Regions from separate parts of the Homo sapiens genome. Here region 1 is linked to region 2. Evidence: read pairs that join two places in POLR2A ChIA-PET (ENCODE). Cell type or tissue: Caco-2. All regions are shown on one strand.

Region 1 (8,000 bases), 210 kb after region 2:
CTCTGTGTTATCAGGCAAGTTACTCAGTTACTTCTGAGCCTCAGTTTCCCTTTTTGAAATACATGACACTAATAATATTGATCTTGCTAAGTAGGATGGACTACAAAGGATAGATGCAAAGTGCTAGTCAAGCTGTCTGCCCTAGAAAAAGACCTTAATAAGCGATACCTTTAAATATATAGATTAACTGATTATTAAGGCTCTGCTAGGTCTGGTACTCTGTTTTTAATCCAGTAAAGATATTTTATTTTAGCCTGTTCTTCCTGGTTACCTTGTTGCCTAAACCACATAACTTTAGATTTTCTGATTTCTTATCATAATCATAATCATAAATTTAAAAACAAGACTTAAAATAAAAACACTAAACCTGCAATTTGAGTAGGCTGCCACAAGGTGGCAACATCATTTGTAAGGTCCAAGCTTTGCCTGAGGGTTCAGAGGTGATAGCTTTGCTACTGGTTCACAGATTAGTAATCACAACATTTCTATATGTATTCATTTTTTTTAAAACTCCTTATTAAAATAACAGCCTTAAATAAACTGGGCAATTACTATGTGCCAGGTATTGTCAAGTACTTTAAATACACTATCTAATTTAATCCTAAAACAATCTCACAGATTGGGGCTTTATTATCTCCATTTTTTTTTTTTTTTTTTTTTTGAGACGGAGTCTCACTCTGTCACCCAGGCTGAAGTGCAATGGCGCGATCTCAGCTCACTGCAAGCTCCACCTCCCGGGTTCACGCCATTCTCCTGCCTCAGCCTCCCGAGTAGCTGGGACTACAGGCACCCGCCACCACGCCTGGCTAATTTTTTGTATTTTTTTTAGTACACACGGAGTTTCCCCGTGTTGGCCAGGATGGTCTTGATCTCCTGACCTTGTGATCCGCCCGCCTCGGCCTCCCAAAGTGCTGGTCGATGTTTAGAAATAAGGAACTGAAGTCTCAGAGGGGTGGAGTGACATAATCTGCAACAGATAAGACCTAACTGAGTTCACCACTGGGCAACTTTTACAGCCATCGACCTCACAGACCAGAGGAGATATGACATTGTCCTTCCCATTTTCTCGACTAGGAGTAAACCTAGATTTGACCCCAGTCTCACATCTTTGGACTTCTGGTCAGGGGTGGTTCTGCTCCAGAGATGGTTCTGCTCCATCGGGCTAGGCCTGAGCTCGGGGTCCTGGAGAGAGGCCTTAAGTAATGTCAGTCCCCTCGTGGGGCAGTATAGAGAAAAGACTCAGTCCTGAAAATTTGCACAGGTGAAATGGTAACCGAGGTCCCGATGAGCCTTACATGCCCAGGCATATTCCCTCCCCTGCCTTCTCGCCTCCTTTAACAAGCTGACCCAAGTCACACGGCAGGAGGACGCCTCTCCTAACTTAACTGTTTCACAGGGTCCCTCCCTCTTTCTCTGCACTATTCTTGAGAAGAAGCCCACCCCAGGGAGTTGGTAAAGGACATGTGTGTTTGGGTACTACCCTCTCCTAACTTAACTGTTTCACAGGGTCCCTCCCTCTTTCTCTGCACTATTCTTGAGAAGAAGCCCACCCCAGGGAGTTGGTAGAGGACATGTGTGTTTGGGTACTACTCTCTCCTAAGAGGAGTCCATGCTTGGAGGCTCAGAGATCAGTCTAGATCAAATTTGTCAGTCATTCATCCAGCCAGGTCTTAAACAGTATGGTTTTCATGCCAACTTCCTATAGTTACCATATCTTTATACCCCCACTACTGTTTACTTAATATCTGTCTTTAAATCTACTTATTTTTTCCTCTTAGACTTATCCTTAGCAATAAATTATGTGTACCAGCTATATTTTCTCAAATGTGCATTTAAATAAGTTATTAAAATGAAATAATGTGAATCACTTGCCACCCCAAAAGACTCCGAGTTAACTCACCCACCTGCACTGACCTTATCCCAGCTGCCTGCCACTTGCTGGGACTCAGTTTCCTCCTCTGTAAAATTCTAAAACAGTATGTCTGTGTCTATGCAGTCTTTCCAATCCAACACCTGTTCTACTTGGGTCTGGCACCTTCACTGGCCAAAGATCACGTCCTCCCTATCCCAGACTTTCTCTTGAACCACTAAGCACAGTTTCCACATCTCTAACCAACTCTCCGCATCCTACTTCAGCCTCATGTTTGGGCCCAGCCTCCAGTGCAGGGCTGGAGGCCACTGCTCGCCGGGCTGAGGTCCCTCTGGTCCTCTTCCCTGCTCATCTCCCCACTGCTAATCCTGCTCCCATCCACACATGGCCCAGCCCTGCCTCTGGCTGAGCCAATCCAGGCCCCCTCTGCCCTCCTATCAATGACTGTGAGGTGTGTGGGTGCCTCTCTGGACCTCAGTTTCTCTATCTATATAAAGAATGCAGAAGGACTCAAATAGAAGTTCTTACTCTGGGCTTGTGCATGGCTTTTAGAGAGTCTATGAAATCACATGCGAACTTTTTTATGTTTTGACATTCTTACATTAAGAGAGTCCATACTCTTTAGAGTCTCTGATGGGGCTATGACCAATAAAGGGGAAAAGCCCCAGGAGTGGCTGGGCCCAGTGGCTCACACCTGTAATCCCAGCACTTTGGAAGTGCTGCGCCTGTAATCCCAGCTACTTGGAAGGCTGAGGTGGGAGGATCCCTTTAGCCCAGGAGGCAGAGGTGGCGGTCAGCCAAGATTGCACCCCTGCACTCCAGCCCGAGCGACAGAGACTCCGTCTCAAAAATGAAAAAAAAAAGAAAAAAAGGCAGAGAAATGACTTGAGCCCAGGAGTTTGAGACCAGCCTAAGCAACATAGTGAGACCTTATCTCAATGAAAAATTTAAAAATTAGTCAAGTGCAGTGGCACGCACCTATAGTCCCAGCTACTCAGGAGGCTAAGATGGGAGAATTACTTGAGCCCGGGAGGCAGAGGTTGCAGTGAGCTGTGATCACACCACTGCACTGCAGCCTGGGTGACAGAGTGAGACCTCTGCAAAAAAAAAAAAAAAAAAAAAAAACCAGGAGTGAATGGCCTCTGAAGGCCCTTCTAGCTGTCATGCTCTGAACCCTCAGGACCTACACATTCCACTCAGCCACAGCCAGGACAGAGCTCACAGAGGCCTCAATGAGAGACTCCAAACACCTCCCCCTGCCCCTGAACTCCACTCTTCATGACCAACAGCCCCTGATGACAAGAAAAGAAAAACACACCAAGCGTTTAACATCTTTCATTCCACTTAAGATCCAAGGTTGGCTGCAACTTTAAGAGGGCTCAAGAGTCACCCAAGAACCTGGGGCCACGATGAAGCTCCCCTGAGGAATCCAGAATGAGACCTGCAGGACCAGGGCCAAAGGCCGGAGGGAGCAAGCGAGGCTGCAGGGCCAGAGTGGGGAGGGAAGTTGCAGGGGATGGCAGGTCACCTCTCTCAAGGGACCTGAAGGTGCTCAAGGGCCTTGGTGAGCCAGGCACAGTGGCTCATGCCCGTAATGCTAATACTTTGGGATGCTGAGGCAGGATTGCTGGAGCCCAGGAGTTAGAGAACAGTCTGGGCAACATGGTGAGACCCCCATCTCTACAAAAAAATTAAAAATGTGCTGGGTGTAATGGTGCACACCTATAGTTTCAGCTGCTTGGGAGGCTGAGGTGGGAGAATCACTTGAGCCCAGGAAGTTGAGGCTGCAGTGAGCCCTGATCACACCATTGCACTCCAGACTGGGCAACAGAGCGAGACCCATCTCTAAAAAAAGGGGTGGGGGAGAACCTTGGCGCCATGAGGGAGAACTAGAGGATAAAAGTGAGATTCAGCTCAAAACCCAAGTTGCCAAGGCTGTCCCCAAATGAAATAGGCTGCCTCCAGAACAGTGAGCACCTTGCCTTCCACACATACAAGCATTAGGCAGAAACAGCCCAAGCCCTGCCTGGGAGGCTATTTGGATAACACACCCTCTAAAATCCCTTCCATGAGGGACTGAGAGCCTTGGAATTCTCCCTCAGGACAAGATAGATTCACTGAGAGGCCCCATGGGTGGGTCAGGCTGCCGGAATCAGCAGAGAGGTACCTGAGGGCTCTGCAGGCAGACAGGAAAAGATCTGCAGGGCCTGGCACAGTGGTTCATGCCTGTAATCCCAGCACTTTGGGAGTCCAAGGTGGGGAGGATCACTTGAGGTCAGGAGTTTGATACCAGCCTGGGCTACATGGTAAAACCTCATTTCTACTAAAAATACAAAAAACTTAGCCGGGCATGGTGGCGCCTGTAATCCCAGCTACTTGGGAGGCTGAGGCAGGAGGAGCGCTTAAGCCTAGGAGGCAGAGGTTGCAGTGAGCCGAGATTGCACCCCTGCACTCCTGCCCAGGAGACAGACTCCATCTCAAAAAAAAAAAAAAAAACCCATGGGATTCCTGACCCAAGTCACCCACCTGCCTCCCTGCTTGTCACTGCCCTTGCACTTATCCCATCATCTCACACAGGTCCCCAGGAGAACCCAAGAAGAACCAGGGTCTGGCCAGAGAAGAGGATGACAGTTTCCCTGAGGAGGGAACAGCAAAGGATAGGCAGATATCCAAATCCCAAGAGCAAAAACTTGAGCGCTCATGGTGACAGGCACTCTGTCAGGCTCTTTAAACATATATTATTTTACCCTCACAGTACCACAATCAGGTTGGCACTACTGTTATCCACATGTCCACGGGATAACACAGTGCTCCCCTGCTATGGATGAGGAGGCTGACAAGAGCAGGACCTATTGCCTGTCAAGTTAATAAGTCACAGTCTTTTCTACATTCTACAAGAGTAACATCACGCAGCATTTGTCTTTCTGCATCTGGCTCATTTCACTTGGCATAATGTCCTCCAGGTTCATCCATGCTACACAAATGACAGAATTCCCTTCCTTTCTTAAGGTTGCATAATATTCTGTTATATGTACATACCACATTTTCTTTATCCATTCATCTGTCAACAAACACTTAGGTTGTTTCCATATCTTGGCTGTTGTAAATAATGCTGCAATGAACGTGAGAGTGCAGATCTCTCTGAGATCTTGATTTCATTTCCTTTGGATACATACCCAGAAGTGGGAAAAGCACAAGGTAGAATGCTGGTGACCAGGGGCTGAAGGACAGAGGAAATGGGGAGGTGTTTGTCAGATAGTACAAAGTTTCAGTCATGCAGGATGAATAAATCCTGGAGATCTACACTACAGCGATGTGACTAAACACTATATTGTATACTTGAAATTGACTAAGAGAGTAGATCTTAAACGTTCTCACCACACACACAGACACATACACACAAGCACACACACACAAAGATAACTGTGTGAGGTGTTGGATATGTTAATTAGCTTGATTGTGGTCATCTTTTCACAGTATATACATACATCAAATCATCACATTATGTACGTTAAATAACACAGTTTTTATTTGTCAAGTTTACCTCAATAAAGCTGGAAAAAGAAAAGAAAAAAAGCCACCGCAGCAGGATTAGACCCCAAGCAGTCTGCACTATGGAGTGTGGGAAGGGGCCGGATGCCTGCCAGCATCACTGAACAAATCCGCCCAGATGCCCTGCGCTGCTTTAATAACTAGAGCAGCAGGAAATATGCCTAGGTTCCAGAAATCTCCCCATTAATCCCCATCCCCCAGTTCTGGGCATTAGGAGACTTTTCTTCAAGATGAGCAAGCTCTCCTTAAATGCCCAACAGGACTGGGTGTACACTGTGGGACCAAGTCAAAAGGGACCTGCTATACCTTGGGGCAAATTCCAGAAATAACTCCTCTCCTCCTCTCTCAAGGGGCAGCCATGCGCAGCAGGCTACAATTCCTTTCTTATTTGTGCAGCAGGTGCATGAGATCATTACTAGGACAATGTGTGTCACATAAGCATAGCATTTGGGCTCCACTTATGTTTCACTCTATAATGTGCAATGTCAACCCCAAACGTGTCCCTGCCTTCTCTACACTTGCTGCCACCCCCTGATGACAATAATCACATGGCTGCTGGAGATACATTCAAGTCCCTTTATTCTCATTTAATTCTCACACCCACTCTGTGAGGCAGATAATAGTATCCTCTTTAAACAAGGAAAAAGCTCAGAAAAGCCAAGCCATGTGCCCAAGGTCACACAGCATGTTAAGTAGCAGAATCCTCAGATCCAGGTGAGTTGGTCAAAAGCCCTTCCCATAGCTACCATTCAATGCCAAGACTGTGCCCCTGGTTTCAGGAGCACTGCGGCTGGGATAGCCCAACCTTAAGTCCCACCACAACAATTCTTCCCAGGAACTGCTGCCCAGAGCCCTCTGCTGTCCACAGTGCTCTCTGCCCCTCAATCTGCTGGCAGTTTGCTGTCTGCTGGCCCTCTGTGGTCTGCTTGTTCACATTCGTGTCCATGGTGCTGAGTACACAGCCTGGCACAGTGTATGCGTAAGGAATGAACCAGATAAGTGTCCCTAGGGCATCCTTGGCTCTTGCAGCATCTCCTGTATTATGTGTGTGCCATTTCAGCAAGGACCATAGCTTCTTCATGTCTGGAGCACCCTGTGGGAGCGCTGGAGCTCCTTGCACATAATGGGTGTTCCAACTCACAGGGTGAATGAGTCTAACATGGAAGATGCAGTGGAAAAGCCTTGGGTTCAAATCCCAGCTCTGCCACTAACAAGCTGCCTGACTTAGGCAAATAGCACTGCCTCTCTGAGCCTCAATATCCAGGGTGGGTGTGGGTGGCCCCTGGCCCAGGGGGCTCTTGGCAGCCAGGCCATTCACCAACTCCCAAGCAGCAGCCTTGCAGCTGCCCCATGCTGCTGCTGGCAGCATGCCTGGTGAAGGATGTGGGTCATTTTCAACCAAATACACTTCCTCTGGTTTGTGAGGATGAGGGAAGGAGCCGGAGGAGCTCCATCTTTGCAATGAACCAACCCACCCCAGCCCAGGGCTCAGGCTAACTCTCATTTGTATGCTGCCCAAGTCCAACTTGGGTCAACAGCTGCTGAAGACAGGTAACTTAACCCTCAGTGTCTGGCTTCTGGGTACCAAATGGGAAATGGTAGTACCTCTCCTGCCCCTCCTGCTCCACGGTGGCCACTGTTGCTACAGCTTTCACCAGTACTAGGCCCCTCTGCTTGTTCACCCCTCCCATCCACTCCAAGAGAAGTGCAGTTATTTTCCTCCTGTACAAATAAATAAAGAGGCAAACAAGTCAATTACTTGCCTGAGGTCATGAGTAAAACATAACTGGCTCTCAAGAAGAGAGAAGTGCAAACCACAAAACAGAATCTCAAGCTACATCCATGAGGAATCCTACTGTCATCAAATGAGGAGGTGAACCAATTTAAGGCCATGGAAAAAACCTTCTTTAAACCTTAATGAAGATCTATAAGGCCTTAATAAAGATAGATTCTTCAATATAATGCTAAATGAAAAAGTCATAAAGACAATATGATCTGACTTTTTTAAAGGAAAAATAAATATGTGAAAAAAGAAATAATAGTCACTTTTAAATAATTATGGGTGGTTTTTATTTCCTTTGAAAGGGTATATCTGCAGTTCTTTAATTTTCTTCAACAAAGATTTAATTCTTTTGTAATAAAATTCTAAAACTAGCCTTTCATTTTATAGTTAAAAAACAAAGCAGGAAAAGATATGATTATATGAACCACCGTTATTGGGAATGTATGAAACTAATGGCCAAGTCTTTAATTATATCTTCTTTACAACTAGAAGCAAAATATTAAAATTTTACAATTATTAAATGTTTGTTGAATTAAAAACAAGAAACAAACAAAAAGAATACAACCCCCAGTAGAGATACAAGACACCATGGAGCCTGGAAAGAAGGCTGAAGACCACAGGCAGGGCTGGCCTCAGCCCTCTTGGAATCCCCGTGGTGATGAGTTCCTGGGGGCATGTGTTGTACCTGTCCACACCCTGTTCCCAAAAGATGGCACCTGCTGGGGCACATGATGACACAGGAGATTCCATGTGGATTCTGATCACCCAACCAGGTCCTGTACTTGTTCACTGAGG
Region 2 (8,000 bases):
CTTCCAAGCCACCTTTATTAAGATTGGGTTGACAGTTTGTTTGTATAAAGCAGATTTAAAGCATTCTTTGTTTATGTAGTAGAGAGGGGCTACAAAGCGGAAAATCTTGATGCCTGGCTTAATCTGAAGGTTCTTGTAAGCAGACACAGATTCAAAGACCTCAGACTCTTCCACCAAGCCAAGCAGTGAACTCTTTGGCTTCTGAGTGCGGAGGATGACACAAAATATAGAAAAACAAACCCCAACAAGTAGGCCTATTTCAGTACTTAGCAGTGCAGAGGACAGCATAGTAACAAACCAGATAACTGTATCCATTCTACTAATACTCCACATTTTGGGAAGATCCCTAAATTTACGAAGGGCTCCCCGTAGATTTACAATTGTGATCACACCAAGGACACTTTTTTGAAGGGAATAGAACAAAGGAGCTATTACTAGGAGGACCAACAAAAGAACCAGGGCTGTTACCACACCAGAAAGCTGAGTATGGCAGCCTGTTGATTCTTTAACCAATGTCTTTGCAAGAGCTGCACTAGTAGTAAAACAGTGGAAGAAGGAAGGGATGATATTACAAAAGCCAATGGCATACATTTCCTGGTTTGCTTTGACTGTGTAACCATGTTTCTTGGCAAACATCTCAGAAAGTGATACAGTGATAGCAAAACCAATGATGGAAATAGCTATTGCATCTACAGCCACACTAGGAATTAGGTTCCATTCTGGTACTTTGGGTGGCATAAACCCAGTGGGAATATGTCCAGCAATACTAGAATTATAATTTTCATGTAGTTTTCCAAAATGAGAGGCTAATGTGGCTGCTACAACAACAACAAGTTCAATAGGAATCGGTGCCTTAAGCTTGGATTTGAAGTGTTCATTGAGTTCTTTGGTTGGCAAAAGAACCAAAAGGCACAAAAGGCTGGTGATAAGATCACAGAGATTGGTCTTATGGATGTTTCTGAAGACATGTATCCAGGTAGTGATGAGTGAGCCCACACCATTAGTCCGAGGAAGGTTGAGCCCAAGAAGATACTTGGCCTGAGATGTAAGAATAGTGAAGGAGGCACCAGTGACAAATCCACTCAGCAAGGCATCTGAGAGGTAGACAGAAACAAAACCCACTTGAAAGAAGCCCATCGCTACCTGGAAGGAAGGATATAGAAGTGTTAAATATAAATGGAAAAGAACTTCTAAATTTTATATTATCCTGACATTTCTTGCATGGAGACATATCATCAGAGCATCACAGAATGTCAGAGCTAGAATAAACACAATCATATATCAATCTTCTCATTTTACAAAGATGAAAATTATGTTTAAAGGGCTAAGCAACTTGCCCAAGGTCACACTGTTACTTATTAACCCAGGTGAGACAGGAACTTTGGATTTCTTTCTTTTCATACGTTTCTTAAACTTGAATAAGGTTCATACCTCTTTTTTTTTTCATTCTTCCCATCACAAAGAACAGACCTCTTTTAAAAGAAAAACATTCTCAAGGATCCACAAGAAAACTTCAAATTGGAAAAAATTATTCTAGTTAAGAAACCAAGTATTTTCCTTAAATTACAAATCACTACTGTAAAAGTGAAGTCTTACGGCTTCTCAGCCTCTTGGCTAAGAGCAAGTGTACAAGTGAAGTTTTAATTGGTAAAACAAAAAATTAGATTTACATCAAAGTAGAATCACACTTTAAAAATTATTGTAGATTATCTTTAACCTCATACTAAGAAACCATTCTCATGCAGTATATATGTACTTATGCCACACTGTCTCCCATATTAATAAAAATTCTGCATTTTTACTTCTTTATATTTTCCTCTGTCTAATAAGTTTTCAGAATTGTTATGCCTTCTTCCTTCTTGGTGGGACATACTAACAAAAAGGCAAAAGTTGGTTGGGCGTGATGGCTCATGCCTGTAATCCCAGCATTTGGGGAGGCAATATTGGGAGGATCACTTGAGCCCAGGAGTTTGGTCATAGAGAGACCCTGTCTCTTTATAAATAAATGAATAAATAATAAATAAGTAAGTAGACTTATTATTTACCATTATATATGAGTAGACAGCTCATCTTCACACCATCTTCACTCTCCCTCCCCACTCATCTGAGCACCAACTAAAGTGAGCTACTCTTCCCCTTCCCTTGTTGGTTTGAAATGCCTGCATTAGAGAAGGTTTAATCCTGGCACTGACTCCTGGATGCCAAAAGCCAGGGGCATGATGATAATGACAGATTAGTGGATTCTATGGGAGACTCAAGAATTTGATTTCTTATCCTTTCTCCTGGCTGATAATATGAAACTGTGGTCCCCAACTTTTTCCCTCCCTCCCCAACAATCCAAGACAACCACTACCTTTAGTAAGAGTTGCTCAATAGATCAGCAATTTTAATGGAAGGTAAGAGACATTTAGAATTTGAGGCTGGGTGTGGTGGCTCATGGCTATAATCCCAGCACTTTGGGAGGCCAAGACGGGAGGATTGCTTGAGCTCAGGAGTTTGAAACCAGCCTGGGCAACGTGGCAAAACCCTGTCTCTACAAAAAATAAAAATAAAAAATAAAATAAAATAAAATAAAATAAAATTAGCCAGGTGTGGTAGCATGTGCCTGTAGTCCTAGCTACTCAGGAGGTTGAGGTAGGAGGACTGCTTGAGCCAGGGAGGCGGACGTTGCAGTGAACTAAGATAGTGCCACTGCACTCCAGCGTGACAGAGTGAGACCCTGTCTCCAGAAAAAAAAAAAAAGTGAGAAACTCCTGCACTCTCAACTCCATTCTGTTACCCACTTGCCTAACTGCTAATGCTGACTCTGCCAATAACCAGCCACAAATAATCTCAAGCAAAGCCAAGATTTTCTGACATGTAAAATTAAGGAGTTGTACTGGGTGGTGGAGGTCCAGTGAACCAGCCTTATATTACCTGTGGAGTCAGGTTAGGGTTTGAATTTTGCCTCTACCCTTCATATATCCTGAACTCTCAATAAATGATACCTTTAATTATTGTGATTCCTCAGATCCCTTAGAGATATGAGATTTCATGTACTAGATTACTTTTCTAGAAATAACCAATTGTTTCATTGCTGCTTACCTGATAAACTCCAGCTATAAAGGTTACAGTGCTGCCAACCATAATTGCATAGCAACTTTTGTCACATATCCTGTCTGATGTATGATTTAATAATGTGCTCCCATTTGAAACCATTCCTAAGGAAGGAGCACTATGGGCATTGTCATAGCCAGCTTTCTGTAGTTCTCGGTCAACTGTCTCACCAATCATAAGGCACAGTACTCCAAAAATGCCCACAGAGATGTGACGGGAGGTACCCAAGAGAAAATAAATGATGCTGGCAAAAAAAGATGTGTACAGACCATAGACAGGTTCTTGGCCAGCCAGCAGGGAATAAGCAATGGACTGGGGCACCAATAATATGCCCACAATCAAGCCTGACATCACATCCCCTAAAATGTTTTTCTTTAGGTCGTATTTTGGGAGCCACTGCAAAACAGGAAGGAAACCTAAAATCATATTTTTGGCTTTGGCTGGACTGCACTGGCAATTCTTCTGCAGCTTTTTAATAACAAACTCCTTGAAGTTTGTATCTGATTTCTCTTGACGCTCAATAAGGATCCTATGATAAGGTCTGCATTGATCATTGGTCTCAAATTGCTTGAAGTCAGTACTTGATTCCCTTTGAAGTTCCAGATGGATCCCAGATGGATAACTGTCATTTCCTTCAGCTGAGTCTCTGGGTGAAACGTTATGTTGCTCTTTACTTTCTGAAGACATTTCTGGAGATAGATGGTTCAGCTTCCTACACCAGAGAAAATACCAGTGTTCATCAATAAAGTAATTCTCAGTGCTCACATATACTAACAATTCTATTTGTCATTTCATGAGAGTTAAAAGGAATTCAGTTTTGGAATAGGTATCTTATGTCCCTTTTCCTTAATTGAGCCTCATTTGTCTTGGTTAGGGGGAAAAAAAAAGACCAGAACCAGACCTTAAACAGCCAAGTCAAAGCAAATAACTGGCTGGGTACAGGACTTCCCAAGAGTATAAACCATTAAGGATTCTTCTCCATATATGCCTGGCTCCCCCTGGCAGTTTTTCCTCCTGAAAAGATGTAAGGGCAGCCTGTCTCCTTTCCATACATATGCTACCAGCGGTCTTCTTCCCAGGTTTTTCACCTCCCAGGCAGACTGCAAAATAGGATCTGGTCTTAACCCCTACCTTAACCTTAATGCCTGCCTACCAGTCCCTGAAACAAGGAAGATGGTCCTGTTTTATTTTTTGGTCCCTTTTTAAACAACCTGCTAAATGTTGAAAATAAATAGAAAAGTAGGTTGTAGGGTAAAGATAAATGTTTTTAGCAATAAAAAGAAACTAGGGCAGAATGCATTTGCGTCTTTGAACAGTACTCCCTTGCTTGGTAGGAAAGAGGAGAGAGAAGTCAATATGAGGGTGCTGAATGTAAAGGGCATGAAGAGGGTCGATGGGCCAAGTGTCTCATACATGCTGTAGAAGGTTTTTGTCTATTCCACTATGTTCTAGTATGGAGTCATCTGCCCTGTGGGCAGGGCCTACATTCATGCAAGATTCACTTTACTATTCTAAGTACACACACTGAAACACAGGTTAAATAGAGAAATAATGTTGCCCTGCACTTCCACTTGGAGGCAATACAGGTGATCCTTCATCTCTGTGTCCTAGACTATAAAACTAATGCCATAAGATCTACCATGAGGAACTATAGGAAAACAAAGGAGGTAAAAATAGCCAGAAAAAGAGAAAGGACAACAACAAATAGTAAGTCTAATAACCGGAGTAAGAGAAGAAAATGAACCAGGCTCTCAAAGGAATAGAACATAAATTGTTTACCAAATGCTTCATGAATTAGTGCCTTTACATAAGCTGTTTACTTAGCTTAGAATGGCCATCCACCTCTTTGCCTGTCAAGATCCTAATAATTTTTTAAAACCCAGTTACAATGCTACCTTTTCCAGAAAGCACTAACCAATCTCCCCTAGCCCAAATGAAATACTACACCCTCTGTGTCCCATAGCATGTTGCACCTCCATTAGAGTACTAACCACACTCTTGTATTAGTGAAGTAGGAATCTCTCTAGCTCCTGGAGGAAAGACATCTTGTTCATCAGTGTAATCTGAATGGAATGTAGTAACGCTGAGATAGCAGGCTTACAAAACATTTGAATGAATGAATGAACAAATGAACAAACATTTGTGACTGTGGCCAGATAGAGACATTTTTTTTTTTTTTTTTGAGACAGAGTTTCACTCTGTCGCCCAGGCTGGAGTGCAGTGGTGCAATCTCAGCTCACTACAACCTCCACCTCCTGGGTTCAAGCAATTCTCTTATCTCAGCCTCCTGAGTAGCTGGGATTACAGGTGCATGCCACCACGCCTGGCTAATTTTTGCATTTTTAGTAGAGACAGGGTTTCACCATATTGGTCAGGCTGGTCTCGAAGTCCTAACCTCAGGTGATCCATCCGCCTCAGCCTCCCAAAGTGCTGGGATAACAGGCACGAGCCACTGCACCCAGCCGAGACAATATATTTTAGATGAAGGACTCAGGAAGTTTCTTGTTTTGGAACTGACAGAAAAATGGGCCCTTGTGAAGTTCTATAAACCTTACGTTACCAAACTGCCAAAATCCAGGACCTATGACTTATTCAAGAACACAAGATATGTAAAAGTAACCCATATTCATTTTGTTTAGGTTTAACATGAGTAAATATTTTGATGGTCTTCTGAAGTAGATAAGGAAAGAAAGAATAGACTTAGGTGACCACTGACCCTGAGAAAATCAATCAGGTTGATGGATACACCCAGCAGCTCTTTGCTCTACAATGCAACCAGTCTGTGACTCTCCTGTCATTTCCTGCTTTCTAGAGCTAGCTTGAGTGCACCAACGTCCTATTTTGGAGAGCTCTTGGTGATTTCTGGGTGAAAAGGTTTTTCCAAACCTAAGATATGCAAAAGAGACATAAGAAAAAACTAAGGGAATCCAAATCTTGCCCAGTATGGCTGCTATCTGGGAAGAATATAGATAAAAATTCACATAGAAAGTAAAACAAAGAAATGGAAACTGTAAGAAAAAATCAAATAAGGAATGCTAAAAGTGAAAAACACAGTAACAGAGATGATGAATGCCTTCGATAGGATCATTACTAGACCTGAAAGCCAAAGAAAGAATCGATGAACTCAAAAAGACAGATAAACAGAAATTAGCTAAACTAAAACGCAGAAAAGTTTAAATAACGAAACAAAACAAAAAACCCCCAATATCAACAATGTAACATAACATCCAAGAGCTGCGGGACACATCAAAGTATCAAACATATGCATAATTAGAATACCAAAAGAAGAGAGAGAATGGGCAGAAGAAATATTTCAAGATATAATGGCCAAGAAATTTCCAAAATTAATAAGAGACATCAAAATATAGATCCAAGTAACCTGAGGCCAGGAGTTCAAGACCAGCATGACCAACATGGTGAAACAGGGTCTCTACTAAAAATATAAAATTAGTCAGGCATGGTGGCACACGCCTGTAATCCCAGCTACTCGCGAGGCCGAGGCAGGAGAATCGCTGGAACCCAGGAACTGGAGGTTGCAGTGAGCCGAGATCACGCCATTGCACTCCTGTCTGGACAGCAAGAGGAAAACTCCTTCTCAAAAAAAAAAAAAAAAAAAAGGCCGGGTGCAGTGGCTCACACCTGTAATTCCAACACTTCCGGAGGCCAAGGCAGGCAGATCACAAGGTCAAGAGATCAAGACCATCCTGGCCAACATGGTGAAACCCCGTCTCTTCTAAAAAAATACAAAAATTAGCTGGGCATGGTGGTGCGCTCCTGTAGTCCCAGCTACTCAGGAGGCTGAGGCAGGAGAATTGCTTGAACCTGGGAGGCGGAGGCTGCAGTGAGCCAAGATCGCGCCACTGCACTCCAGCATGGTGACAAAGCAAAACTCTGTCTCAAAAAAAAAATACATATATATATAATATATAATCTATCTCCAAGAATCTTAGAGAATTCCAAGAAGAGTAAATATAAAAACAAAAAGAAAACAAAAACCCTCACCTACACATATGATATTCAAGCTGCTGAAAACAAAAGATAAAGAGAAAATCCTGAAGACAAAGAAAAAACATATATTACTTATACAGAAACAAAAATAAGAATTATAGCAGACTTCTTATTGGAAATCATGGAGGCCAGAACATGATGGAGTGGTATCTTTGTATCAAAGAAATATATATCTTTTATAGAAATAGGGTCTTGCCCTGTTGCCCAGGCTGAAGTGCAGTGACATGCAATTATGGCTCACCATGGCCTCGAACTCCTGGGCTCAAGTGATTCTCCCACCTCAGCCTCCTGAGTAGTGAGGATTACAGGTGTGCACGACCAAGCCTGGCTCATTTTTTAATTTTTTTTGTAGAGACAAGGTCTTGCTACTAAGCTCCCCAGGCTGGTTCCCAAACTCTTGGCCTCAAGTGATCCTCCCACCCTGGCCTCCCAAAGTGCTAGGATTACAGGTGTGAGCCACCACATCTGACCCCAGAAATATAACTTTTAACATAGAATTCTTTACCTAGAAAAAATATTTTAAAAGATAAGAGGCCAGGCATGGTGGTGTGTGCCTATGGTCCCAGCTACTTGGGAGGCTGAGGTAGGGAGACTGCTTGAGCCTAAGAGGTTGAGGCTGCAATAAGCCATGATCACACCACTGCACTTTAGCCTGGGTGACAGGGAGAGACTCTGTCTTAAATAAAATAAAATATGAAAAAGAAATAAAAACTTTCTCAGATAAACACTGAGAGGATTTAAGGCCAGCAGACCAGCACCATATATATGTGGGGGGAACGGGAGAGAGAGATGAGGGGAGACAGGGAGAGAGACAGAGAGGGAGTGGGAAGGAGAAGAAGAGATGGGGAAAGAGAGAGAAACACAGAGAGAGACACACAGAGAGAGAGAGACAGTTT

The links. ChIA-PET counts read pairs that join two places held together with the same protein. Peaks named below come from ENCODE experiments on the same cell type or tissue, not always from the same donor. Only the 100,000 strongest peaks of a DNase experiment are listed, where the experiment ranks them.
Region 1: POLR2A ChIA-PET joins it to region 2 with 10 read pairs; 3 of 35 experiments call an interaction of 5 or more read pairs at or near these places.

Annotation. Positions count from the first base shown.
Region 1 is chr5:149,758,522-149,766,521 of GRCh38, reverse strand. The region is part of intron 1 of PPARGC1B (PPARG coactivator 1 beta); the gene reads right to left. Among named protein-coding and RNA genes, the nearest start is that of MIR378A, 30 kb to the right of the region's middle. RefSeq lists enhancers at 2,170-3,040, 6,478-7,195. In Caco-2, a CTCF peak has its summit at 409 (motif pointing right); DNase peaks (open chromatin) are centred at 3,962 and 5,774.
Region 2 is chr5:149,973,436-149,981,435 of GRCh38, reverse strand. SLC26A2 (solute carrier family 26 member 2) reads right to left here. Exons shown (of 3, transcript NM_000112.4): 2 at 3,085-3,808; 3 at 1-1,143. The coding sequence starts at 3,783. Among named protein-coding and RNA genes, the nearest start is that of SLC26A2, 17 kb to the right of the region's middle. In Caco-2, no CTCF peak of the experiment used is centred here; no DNase peak of the experiment used is centred here.